2 separate regions of the Mus musculus genome follow, and region 2 is linked to region 1. The links are chromatin contacts, found by POLR2A ChIA-PET in ENCODE. All regions are on one chromosome and are shown on one strand. Each heading gives the region's core, a stretch centred on a gene start or an enhancer-like site at or near the end of the contact. The rest is flanking DNA. Distances are from core to core; before and after follow the strand shown.

Region 1 (5,221 bases), core at 1,232-3,731:
CCAGACACTTAGGCATCTGTTTATTTGCTCGGTATTTCCTCTATGCAGGGGCAGAGAGGGCAGAGAGCAGGGCTAGCCTGTCCTCTAGTGTGCTCACAGGGCTAACAGTGCTAGGGCACTGAGGTGTCTGAAACAGGTGAGGGTGGGGTGTAGACGTGCGTGTCTGGAGCCAGGGAGATGTCAGGGTCCCGGAAAGCTGAAATAACTGTGGAGAGGAACTAGGTAAGAGGCTAAACCCGGGGTGAAGAGCACAGAAGAGGCAGAGAGAGGCTGATCAGGAGGCTGGGACATTTGTCAAAGCAGCAGGAGGAGGAATGAGGCTAGGTTGAACAAGGAGGGGTTTGGGGAAAACAAAACATTAGCTGGTCTCTTGTCCAAAGATGAGATGAATCAGACGGGATGAGACAGGCGACATGATGCTTGGGGTAAGCCCCCAGAGCCAGCACAGAGAAGCCATTTTCAGGGAGGATACAGTAGGGGACAGAACCCAGCACCAGGGAAGGAAAGGGTGGGTGGGGGTGGGGTACTAGTAGTCTCTCTCTCTACTCTCTACTCTCTCTGATGGTGTGCCTTCCTCAAATGAGCTGCTAGGGGTCAGAGATAAGAGGGTGGCTTGCCTTGACCATCAGGGCTCTCCAAGCAAGGAACTGAGGCTAGACAATGAGAAAGATTAAGGTGCCATCGGGAGAACAGGCTGCCCAGACGACACCTAGGTGGTGTCCAGATGGCATACGTAGAGCTGGACAGAGAGGCACAGACCTATAATCCCACATTTGGGAGATGGGACATCAGGAACCCAAGGTCCCAGATTCCTTCCCATCTCCAGATGCTCTGTCACCTTTTCATACACCTACAGCCAACGAGAACTGATCCAACTCTGCTTTAAAACCCTGCCTGCCCCCATGCCACCCAAGCATAGGACCTTAATGTTCTGTCCATCTTTACTCCCCTGCCCAGGCGCCCCACCCTTGCCCAGGAACAAAGCTGGGACTTTCATCCCCCTACCCCCAGAGTTACTTAGCCTCTCTTCCTTCCCTCCACCCACTGATAATCATGTTTCTCGAGACAAATAATTTAAGCTCTTACCGTCTATTCATTCAGTCCCCTATCTGTAAACTACAGATAATAATAAGGCAGTCGGGAGAATGTGCCTCATCAGAATTCATGTGTTACTAAGCTGGGTGTGATGGCTCACACCTGTAATCCCAGCACCCAAGAAACTCAGACAGGAAAACTGCAGCAAATTGCAAGCCAGAATGGGCTAGAGTGAGACCCTGTCTCAACAACAAAAAACTCTCGTTTAATCTAACAACCCAGAAGGATAAACTCCAATACTGGCTCCTCCAAGGCTGGAAAGCTAAAGCCCAGAGAGCAAAGAGGCTCGCCCAAAAGCCTCTGGACAAGGCCTGCTACACTCAGGCCCTTTGACTTCCAGGCCAGCGCTCCCTGTAGCTGCCCACACCCTACAGAACAGAAGACTGCTGACATCCAAGGACACCCACCACAGGGCAAACCCGACGGCTCGTGGGTGGAGAACAGAGCCGCTGAATCCTGCTGAATGCAAGTGGGAAAGGCCTGGCATAAAGGACAGCAAGCACAGCCCGGCTTTGGCGATAGGATGGGGGAGGGAGAAGAGAAAGATGACTTGGCAGGACCAGGACACAGATGCCACACAGAAGGAAGCCTCTGTTTGTTTGGTCAGCTATGGAATGCTGAATTCTGTTCCCAAGGGACAGTTCCCTGTTCTCAACTGGAGCTCCTCTCCCTGCAGAGGCAGAGGCCTTGGCTTTCCTCTCTCCTAACCTCCTGGCTCACAAGCTTCTGAGCGTCTGTAGGGTAGACTCGGGGCTAGGACCCAGCCTCGCGAACCTCACCGCACCATGCTGGGAGCTGGAGTGGCCGGGAGGCGGGGCGGGGCTGGTCCGCAACTACCGCGCCCCTGCAGTCTTCCGGCAAACGCCGCCCCCTTTTTCGCCCAAACTTGGGGCTGCAAAGAGAGACTCCCAGCACCTCCTGCTGGGACTGGGTCCCGCCCCCCAGCTATCCCAGTAGCTCCCCAGAATAGTTGGGGACGGGGCATCGGGGTGGAGGGGGTGGGGGACAGTCCCTGGTCGCAAGCTCCTGAGACGGGATCTCCCTCACCAGCAACTGAGACTCCCTAACCCCTATCCTCAGCGCAGAGCGAGAAGCGGACTCGCGCTCACCCAGAAGACAATGTTGAAGCCAAACAGGAAGTATTTCCCGCAGCAGCCGACCTCAGGGTCCTGGAATTGCTGGTGCTTGCCGGGCATGGTGAGCGGCCACCTGCCGTCCCGGGAACCCGAGCCGGTGACCGGCCCAGCCCTCTGCGGGCCGCCCAGGCCTGGAGCAGCCCCGGGCCTAGCCCGGTGGCTGCGGCTTCATGGTCAAAGCCACACAGCTCACCGGCTGCCCCGCCCGCTGTGGCACCGCCCACGGCGCTCGGACAGCCACACCCGGAGTGCGGTGCCCTCATCCGACCCCGCCCTCCAACAGCGCTCCGGCCCCGCCCACAGTGTCAGTCCACACCCCGCCCCAGCAAGGCTCGGTCTTCTTGGAGCCCCGCCCACGACCCCGTCCCAGTCAAGTTCAGTCCTCACGGGCCCCGCCCATAACCACGACTCCGCCCCCAGCCGGGCTTAATCCTCTCAGGCTCCGCCCATGCCTAGCCGCTGTCCTCCCGCAGTCCCGCCTACGCCCCGCCCAAGGCTCTGCCCTAGCTAACTTCTGTTCTCGAGCTCCGCCTCTAAACCGGGTCCCGCCTCTGATGAGCCCCAAACCCCGCCTCCAACCGGCCTCAGTCCTCCTGGAGCTCCGCCCTACTCAGCCTCAGTTCTGAGCCACAGTCGGCCTTCTTGGAGCCACGCCCAAGACATCCGTCTTTTTTTTTTTTTTATGGTCCACAGGTCTCACTTCTCCCCAAGACCCTGCCTCTGGGCCAGGCTTTGGCTACACCCCAGTCACACTCAACCCCTTGCAACCCCCACCTCTGAAGAGTCCCCGTCTCCTCTCTAAGTCCGTCCTCCAGTTAGCTTCTCTCAAGTTCCCCAAGTCCTCCAGAGGCCCCAGATGAGCCAACTGGCAAAGCTGGTGAGCCAAGTGTGAATAATTACAGTGGATCTCCAGTCTAAGATTCAAGAACCAGAGGAGTCCACTCCCCAGGGATAAGTGGTTGGGAATAGTGGGACCAATGAACAGTGCCATGCATTCACACACAGTGTAGTTGAATACAAACAGGCTGGCGTGCCATGCCACGCCTGTTCTGTTTTGCCTATTCCTATGGTCGCCCTGTCCCATACCTACTTGACTGCCTTGATACCTGGGATTCACCAGAGTCCTTCTGATGCAAAACAGGACAGAGCAGATGCAGGTTTAGGTACGTCTGATCTTAAATATTTAGATTCCAAGTTTGTTCCAGAAGTGTTTATTTAGATACAGAAAGGGCCTTAAGCATCATCAGCATCAAGTGAATCCCTCCTAACAAGACCACGGTGAAGCCTAACTACCACTGTAATCTCTTCACTCATGAAGGTTTATCCATCCATCATTTCAGCAGGAGGAGACACACAGAATCCATAGGACTGTCTTCAGATGGGAAGGCTGTGCAGGGCATTCCCAGTTCCCAGTCCTACCTGTCTTTACACAAATTCCTCTCTAACCTAGTCCATACTTGAAGGGGGGGGGGAGGAGAGAGGGAGGGAGGGAGAGAGGGAGGGAGGGAGAGAGGGAGGGAGGGAGAGAGGGAGGGAGGGAGGGAGGGAGGCAGGGAGACAGGGAGGGAGGGAGGGAGAGAGGGAGGGAGAGAGGGAGGGAGAGAAGGAAGGAAAGAGGGAGGGAGGGAAAGAGGGAGGGAGGGAAAGAGGGAGGGAGGGAGAACCCAATCACAACTGGTCCAGGGAAGGAACAGGTGTTAGGATGGGTACCCAAGCTACAGATCTGATGAGGGTAACCCCATAATCAGCCTTTAAGCTCACAGAGAACTGAACTCCTAACCCTTAATATCAGTGGCCTGGAACCATCCTCCCAAGACAGAAGAGCCTGCCTCAGGAGTCTCCTGTCCTTGTTTGGCAGGGTTGTGCCAGGACTTTGCTTTACCCTGCCCTTGGCAAATGGCCACGTACAGGGCTAGCGATTGAGAGTAGTTTATAAGCATTGGCCAGCTGCCATGAGGCCTGAGCCCAAAACATGCTGAAGAAGTTATTATGGATGCAGGCACAGTGATGAGCTGTGGCAGTCCCAGGTCTGTAGGCTGAAGCAGGAGAGTGGCTTAAGCCCACAAATACGAGGCCAACCTGGGCAACAGGTAAAACCTTATCTAAGGAGTGGTGCTTATACATGTTCCAAGAGAGGTAAAGAACCAGGCTGTCTGCCTCCCCCAAGCCCTGCCCCAGAATCCACAGTGCAGTATAGTCTTCCTTGTCCATCAAGCAGCAAGATGAGGGTGCCCACTGAGTAGTGGCTGAAACCGGTCTCACACCACAAACTTGTTTGCTAAGTTGTTGCTCTTGGCAGCAGTGTCTGCATGGGCCTGGTACCCAATGATGGTCTTCGTAGAGATGCCCAGGCGCTCTTTGTATATTTGCCTAATGTTGGAGACAGGGTAAAATGGCAGACATAACCCAGGCCCAGTTCTTCTGTTCAGATATATCTCCCTGGTTCCAGCTCCAGCCTCACCCATTTTACATGTCTTACTCATAGACCAGTACCTGTCATAGAATCCCTCAGTGAAACTGACAACTTTAATTAAAAACAGTTTGGGTCTAAATTCCTACTTCTTTTATACAAGTGGGTGAGGAAGAAGGGAGAGCAGGTCTGAAGGGTGCCAGAGGTTTCCCTTGCAGCCCCCCAGTATCACCAGGGTCCGGGGGAGGATTCTCACCCGATCTGCATCACTCCGGCTTTGTCCTCTGCTTCACTCGTCCACAGGGCAATCTTGTCCCTCTTCGTGCGGATGTTCACGACAGCACCGCACACTTCCCTGCTGTATTCCTCAAAACAATTCCCAACCAGACACAGCAACTGAGCCCCGAGAGGAACAAACAGTAAGTGCCCCGGCTTGGATATAGGGTCCACCCCACCAGCTTTGAGACCTCCTGAGACCCATGCCTATATCTCTTCCCCTGCCCTCCACTCACCGTCTCCAGCCACAGACGGTCCAGTTCGAAGTGGCGCAGTTGTTTGTCAATGCTGAGCAGCCAGCGGC
Region 2 (5,221 bases), core at 1,487-3,986, 320 kb before region 1:
CAGCTAAAGCAAGCACGTGAAAGGACTCATGATGAAAGATTCTTTGCTAATGACTCACATGTGTTGGTCGGCCTTACACTGTGTAGTTGAGCTGCATCTGTCAGGACTCCTCAGACTCTGGCTGCTTGGATGCACGTGCTGAGGCAAGGCACGTGGAGGACACATGATGTTGGGAGGCTATAAATAGGACTCTATCAAGTGATGGAGACAGAGCTTGGCTTGCTGGCACAGCTAAGCTGCAATGTTTGTAGGTCTCTTGTCTTCACTGATCTTCGATTCCCTGAGAGAGGCACAGCTGAGAACTTCTGGTGTCCCTGCTGTCCCTCCTGCTGACTCGAGCCGAGGCTGAGGCCTGGCTGTCTCTGCTAGGTCGTGTCACCACAGTTGCTAACCCGACTCTACCAGACTGGAAGGCTGGTGTATCCATGACGTGTTTGCAAGTGGACTGAGCTGCTGTCGACTGCTAACCTGTGAACTGAACTGCTGATTTCCAGATAACATAGACAGGCGTTGTTCCAAAGAACCTTTCTAAACCCGTCCACTTCCCCTGTATCCTTTCTTTTCCACTACCTTTGGTGGGTGGTGGGTTACAAGGGAGGTTAAAACATTTAAGAACCATCATTAAAAGTAAAATTTAAAAAACGAAAGTTATACAACTGTTTTGGTGTTTGCCTCCAGGACGGACTGCAAGCTACTCCAGAGTAAGAACAGCATCGTCTTCATCCCTAAGGCTCTGAGGTCCAGCTGGCCCTGGGAATGTCAAATTCATGAAAGGAAATCTGGGTCAAGGAGACAACTTTGTACTACAATTTTTTTTGAGGCAAGAGTCTTATTTATCCCATGCTTCTCTCAAACTTTTTTTCCCTCCCTGAGACAGTTTCTTTGTGTAGCTCTGGCTGTTCTGGAACTGTCTCTGTAGACCAGGCTGCCCTCGAACTAAGAGACTCAACCAAGTGCTGGGATTAAACGCATGTGCCAGAACTGCCTGGTTCAAACTCAGTATATAGCTGAAGCTGGCTTGAATTCTTGATCCTATCTCAACCACTTGAGTGCTGAAAATGACATGTATCTGCTACCACAACTGGCTCAAAAAAATGTTTAAAAGTACAAAAGTAGAGACTCAGAAATGGCATATACATTTATTAGGAGCCAGACTTAACAGTATTAGATTGGGGATGCATACACTTAAATTCGACGTATCTTGGGGTCAGAGAGATGGTTCAGTGGTTAAGGCCATGTACTGCTTTTGTAGAGAACCAGGGGTTCAGTTCTCAACACCCACATGGTAGCTTATAATGGTACCTCGAGTTTCGGGGGATATGATACCTTCTTCTTATATCTTTGGGTACCTGTCATTCATATACACATACATGCAAGCAAAACACTCATCACATAAAATAAAAACATATTAAAAATTTAAATATATCTCCCTTTAATATGGTAAAAAAAAAAAAAAATCCCAATTTTATCCAGGGCAAGCAGTTCACAAACACATTAAACTTCCCAAGATTAGTCTGCTCAGCAAGCAAAATAACCAGGGAAAGACTTCTCTGCAGGGACCTGATAGGTTAGCACAGAAACCCAGATAACAGTTCTTGTACATTTGGGTTAGTATTAAGTAGCTAGCTCGGGAAGGGACTCTGAAAAGAGAAAGAGGCCAGCTCGCCCTGCACTCCTCTAGTATCCTTGTTACCCACCCAGTTTTGGTTCAAACAGAGCCATCTGGTAAGGTTCTGCCCAGAAGTGCACCCTGAGTGAGTATACACTGTTCTCCACAACTCTGCATCGAGTGTGAGATGAAGCAGTCAGAGGCAAGATGAATACCTAAGCTTCCCCGCCTCCTGGGCCTCCTCAGTGGAAAAAGCTGTTGGCAACAGACACAGAAATACGGTTTTGAAGGACATAGTGGTGCAAGCCAGCGATGCCCACACTGAGGCAGGGAGACCCATGCAAGTTCAAGGCCAGCCAAGTCTACCAAGGAAGAAACATGGCAAACCAGGACGCAGTCATCAAGCCCAGGAGCTGGGATTCAAGAAGACCTTCCAGAGCTCACGTTGGTCCTCCCTCTCACTAGGAAGGATGAGGGCAGGAGGTCCACCACGAGTTGGAACAGTGAGAGGCGTCGCAAAATAAATGTAATAATAATGAAGTAAATTAAATAAAGCTATTCGGATCTGTCAGAACCATAGGGCTTTGAGAGGAAAGAGAAGCAATGTGGAGTTGTGGAATTAAAGACAGACAGGGACGGGGGCTGGCTCGCCTACGAGTCAGGCTGGGAAAGTCCTGTCGCTGTCTAAGAGGACAAGACCTAGAATGGGGGGAAACTGTTCGCAAGTGAACGCCCTGGAAAGGAGGACGGACAAATTCCGCAGGGTAACGAGTTACTAGGTCCAGCACCCTTCGCGAGAGCGAGCTCGCAGCTCCGGAACGTCGTGCAGAGGCTGGCGGGCGCCAGGGGAGTGACAGGAGGCAGGGCCATCCCATCCCGCCTCGGTCCAGCCGCCAACCCCGGAGCCCCCGACTCACCTTCCTCCCTCCCCGCCGGCTGCGCACCGGACACAGCTTCCCACAGGCGACGCGCCCTCTCGCGGTCAAAGCGCACTCCGTCCGGTTCCCGACCCTCCGGCTCCTCGGAGCCCTTGTACGGTCCGGCTTCTCCAGGGTCCGCAGCATCCGTAGCATCGGGCGCAGGACACTCCATCTTTCCGGCAAGACGCGCCGTTAAGAAGCTGCGCATGCGGCCTGCTACCACGAGCAGTGGGTGGGCGGGGATTTGACCCGGCCAGCAACTCTCGCGAAGTTTGGGCTCTGCAGAGTCCCGCTGGGGCGGGGCCCTGAGGGGGCGGGGCCCAGAGGAGGCGGGGCCCAGAGGCTCATTTTGTTTTGGTTCCTCTGGCGCCTTAGGAGTCCAGTGAATTGGAAAAAAACGGTTCATGTTGATCACTTCTTAGCTCAGGGCTCTCAGTTTTGCTCAAGGTGAGCCACTGACGGACACTTGTCATTTCCTTTTTCTATATGTGGAAAATTATCTCCCATTTCTTTTCTTTTTTCTTTTTGGTTTTTCGAGACAGGGTTTCTCTGTGTAGCCCTGGCTGTCCTGGAACTCACTCTGAAGACCAGGCTGGCCTCGAACTCAGAAATCCTCCTGCCTCTGCCTCCCGAGTGCTGGGATCAAAGGCATGCACCACCATGCCCGGCAATTTCTCCCATTTCTTTGGAAGAGAACCTAAGACCCAGATTCTAGAAATGTTTTACTTAGCTTATTAAAGCAGACATAATGGTACAGCTCTTCATCTCAATACACAGGAGGTGGAGGATATAAGATTAGGAGCTTGAGGCCAGCCTGGGCTACCTGAGACCCTGTCTAAGAAGCACTTACTAATGGCTGAGCACGGTGGCTCATACTTGCTATTCCAAAATTTGGGAGACTAAGGTTAGAGAAATGCACATTTGAGAAAAAAAAGACATTGTTCGAGAAAAAGATAGTTAAGGCTGTGGTCAAAGTACTCTGGAGGACGCAAGACGACCAGGAGTTCAAGACAAACCTCTGCTCCAATAATAGATCATCTCTCAACGAAACAAAACACACCCACAAAACAAACAAAAACCCAGACAATAATAAGGTTGGATGTGGTGCCTGCCTGTAATTATATCACTCTGGAGGCTGAGGCAGGAGGATTGTCATGATGTATTTGAGGCTAGTGTTGGGAGCCATCTTCACTTTATGGGGTCTGGATGAGAGAGTTAGAGCTTCTCCTTGGTCTGCAGTATCTGATAAGTTCTTGGGCTTGTTCTCAGTTCATTCCCAATAAGTTTATGAGGTAGCATCCTCTGTTCTCAGGAATAAGTCGTTTATCAATCTCTGCCGATGAGTGGTGCCGAGCAAATAGGAGTTTGGGTCCACTGAGGAATACAGTTTACTTCTACCCTCAAGGTGGAGACACAGGCTGCTTGTAAAATGGAATCTTGGTCCATTTTACACGGTAGGAAACAAAACAAAACACTGTTTTACATGATAATGAGGTAAAATAGGGCACTGCTGGTCTTATATTGCTGTAATATTAGTTTTATTATTATTATTACTGTTATTGTTATTATTATTTGTTGTTATATTTTTGAGACAGGACCTATGTAGCCCTGGCTGTCCTGGGACTTACTATGTAGACCCAACTGGCCTTGAACTCATAAAGATCTACCTGCTTCTGCCTGCCAAGTGCTGAAACTAAGACTAAAGGTGTGTACTGCCATGCCTAGCTTTAGGTATCACTTTGAGGCACTGTAAAAAGGCAGAAAATTGAGGCGACCTTGGAGTGACAGAAGCCCCTGACCCAGGGGTCTAGTTTGCTTTTCCTGTTCACTCAGAGTTGGGTAATTTCAAAATAATCCAAGAAGCCAAGGTTGCTATAGTGATAGTGCTTATCTTCCTAAAGACATCTTAGAGGAAGAAACTAGAAACAACTGACTGAGCTGGTGGGATAGGCCAGTCACCCCACAGCTTGGCACATAGAGTTGGAAGGTCAGGAGTTCAAGGCCAATCTGAGATACACAAACTGACTCGTAACAGCAGAAAAGGGCTCTAGGGCTCAGCCTGTAAAGGTGCTTGCTACCAAGCCTGACATCCAGTGTTTGATCCCTGGGGCTCTTACATGATGTAAGTGTCACTAGCAGTTGGGGTTGCATGGGTAGGGACAAGGCCTCTTATCCAAAGAACTGAAGAAGGAGGCGCCATGACTAAGAATGACATACAGAAAGAAGCATTGATTTTGGCTTACAGTTCCAGAGCGAGAGTTCATAGTGGGAAGGAGGCACGGCAGCAGGTGGTCCCCCAGATCAGACATCACTTAGATGTCACAACCCACAACAGCTTGCAGAAGCAGAGTGAGAACTGGTGTGGGGCAAGCTCTAAACTCTCAAAGCCCACCAGAGTGCTGTACTTCCTGTAGAGAGACTCTACCCACTAAAGTTTCCACTACTTCTCCCAACAGCAAAACCAGCTAGAGAGGCCAGGCATGGTGTCGCTCGCCTTTAATCCCAGCACTTGGGAGGCAGAGGCAGGTGGATTTCTGAGTTCGAGGCCAGCCGGATCTATAGAGTGAGTACCAGGTCAGCCAGGGCTATACAAAGAAATCCTGTCTCAAAAAACCAAATAAATAAATAAATAAACACACCAAACAAAACAGTTAGGAACCAAGTGTGAGCCTGTGGGAGAGAGAGATTTCTG

What was found. ChIA-PET counts read pairs that join two places held with the same protein, here RNA polymerase II (POLR2A).
Region 2: POLR2A ChIA-PET joins it to region 1 with 10 read pairs in embryonic stem cell. The contact joins the promoter of Zfp346 here to the promoter of Tspan17 in region 1. POLR2A ChIA-PET finds 5 or more read pairs at or near these places in 2 of 5 experiments (Patski and embryonic stem cell).

What each region holds. Positions count from the first base shown.
Region 1 is chr13:54,786,665-54,791,885 of GRCm38, reverse strand. It overlaps Tspan17 (tetraspanin 17), which reads right to left and starts at 2,481. Exons shown (of 8, transcript NM_028841.3): 1 at 2,205-2,481. The coding sequence starts at 2,291. It overlaps Eif4e1b (eukaryotic translation initiation factor 4E family member 1B), which reads right to left. Exons shown (of 7, transcript NM_001033269.3): 5 at 5,154-5,221; 6 at 4,898-5,037; 7 at 3,427-4,601. The coding sequence ends at 4,490.
Region 2 is chr13:55,102,824-55,108,044 of GRCm38, reverse strand. It overlaps Zfp346 (zinc finger protein 346), which reads right to left and starts at 2,736. Exons shown (of 7, transcript NM_012017.2): 1 at 2,527-2,736. The coding sequence starts at 2,701.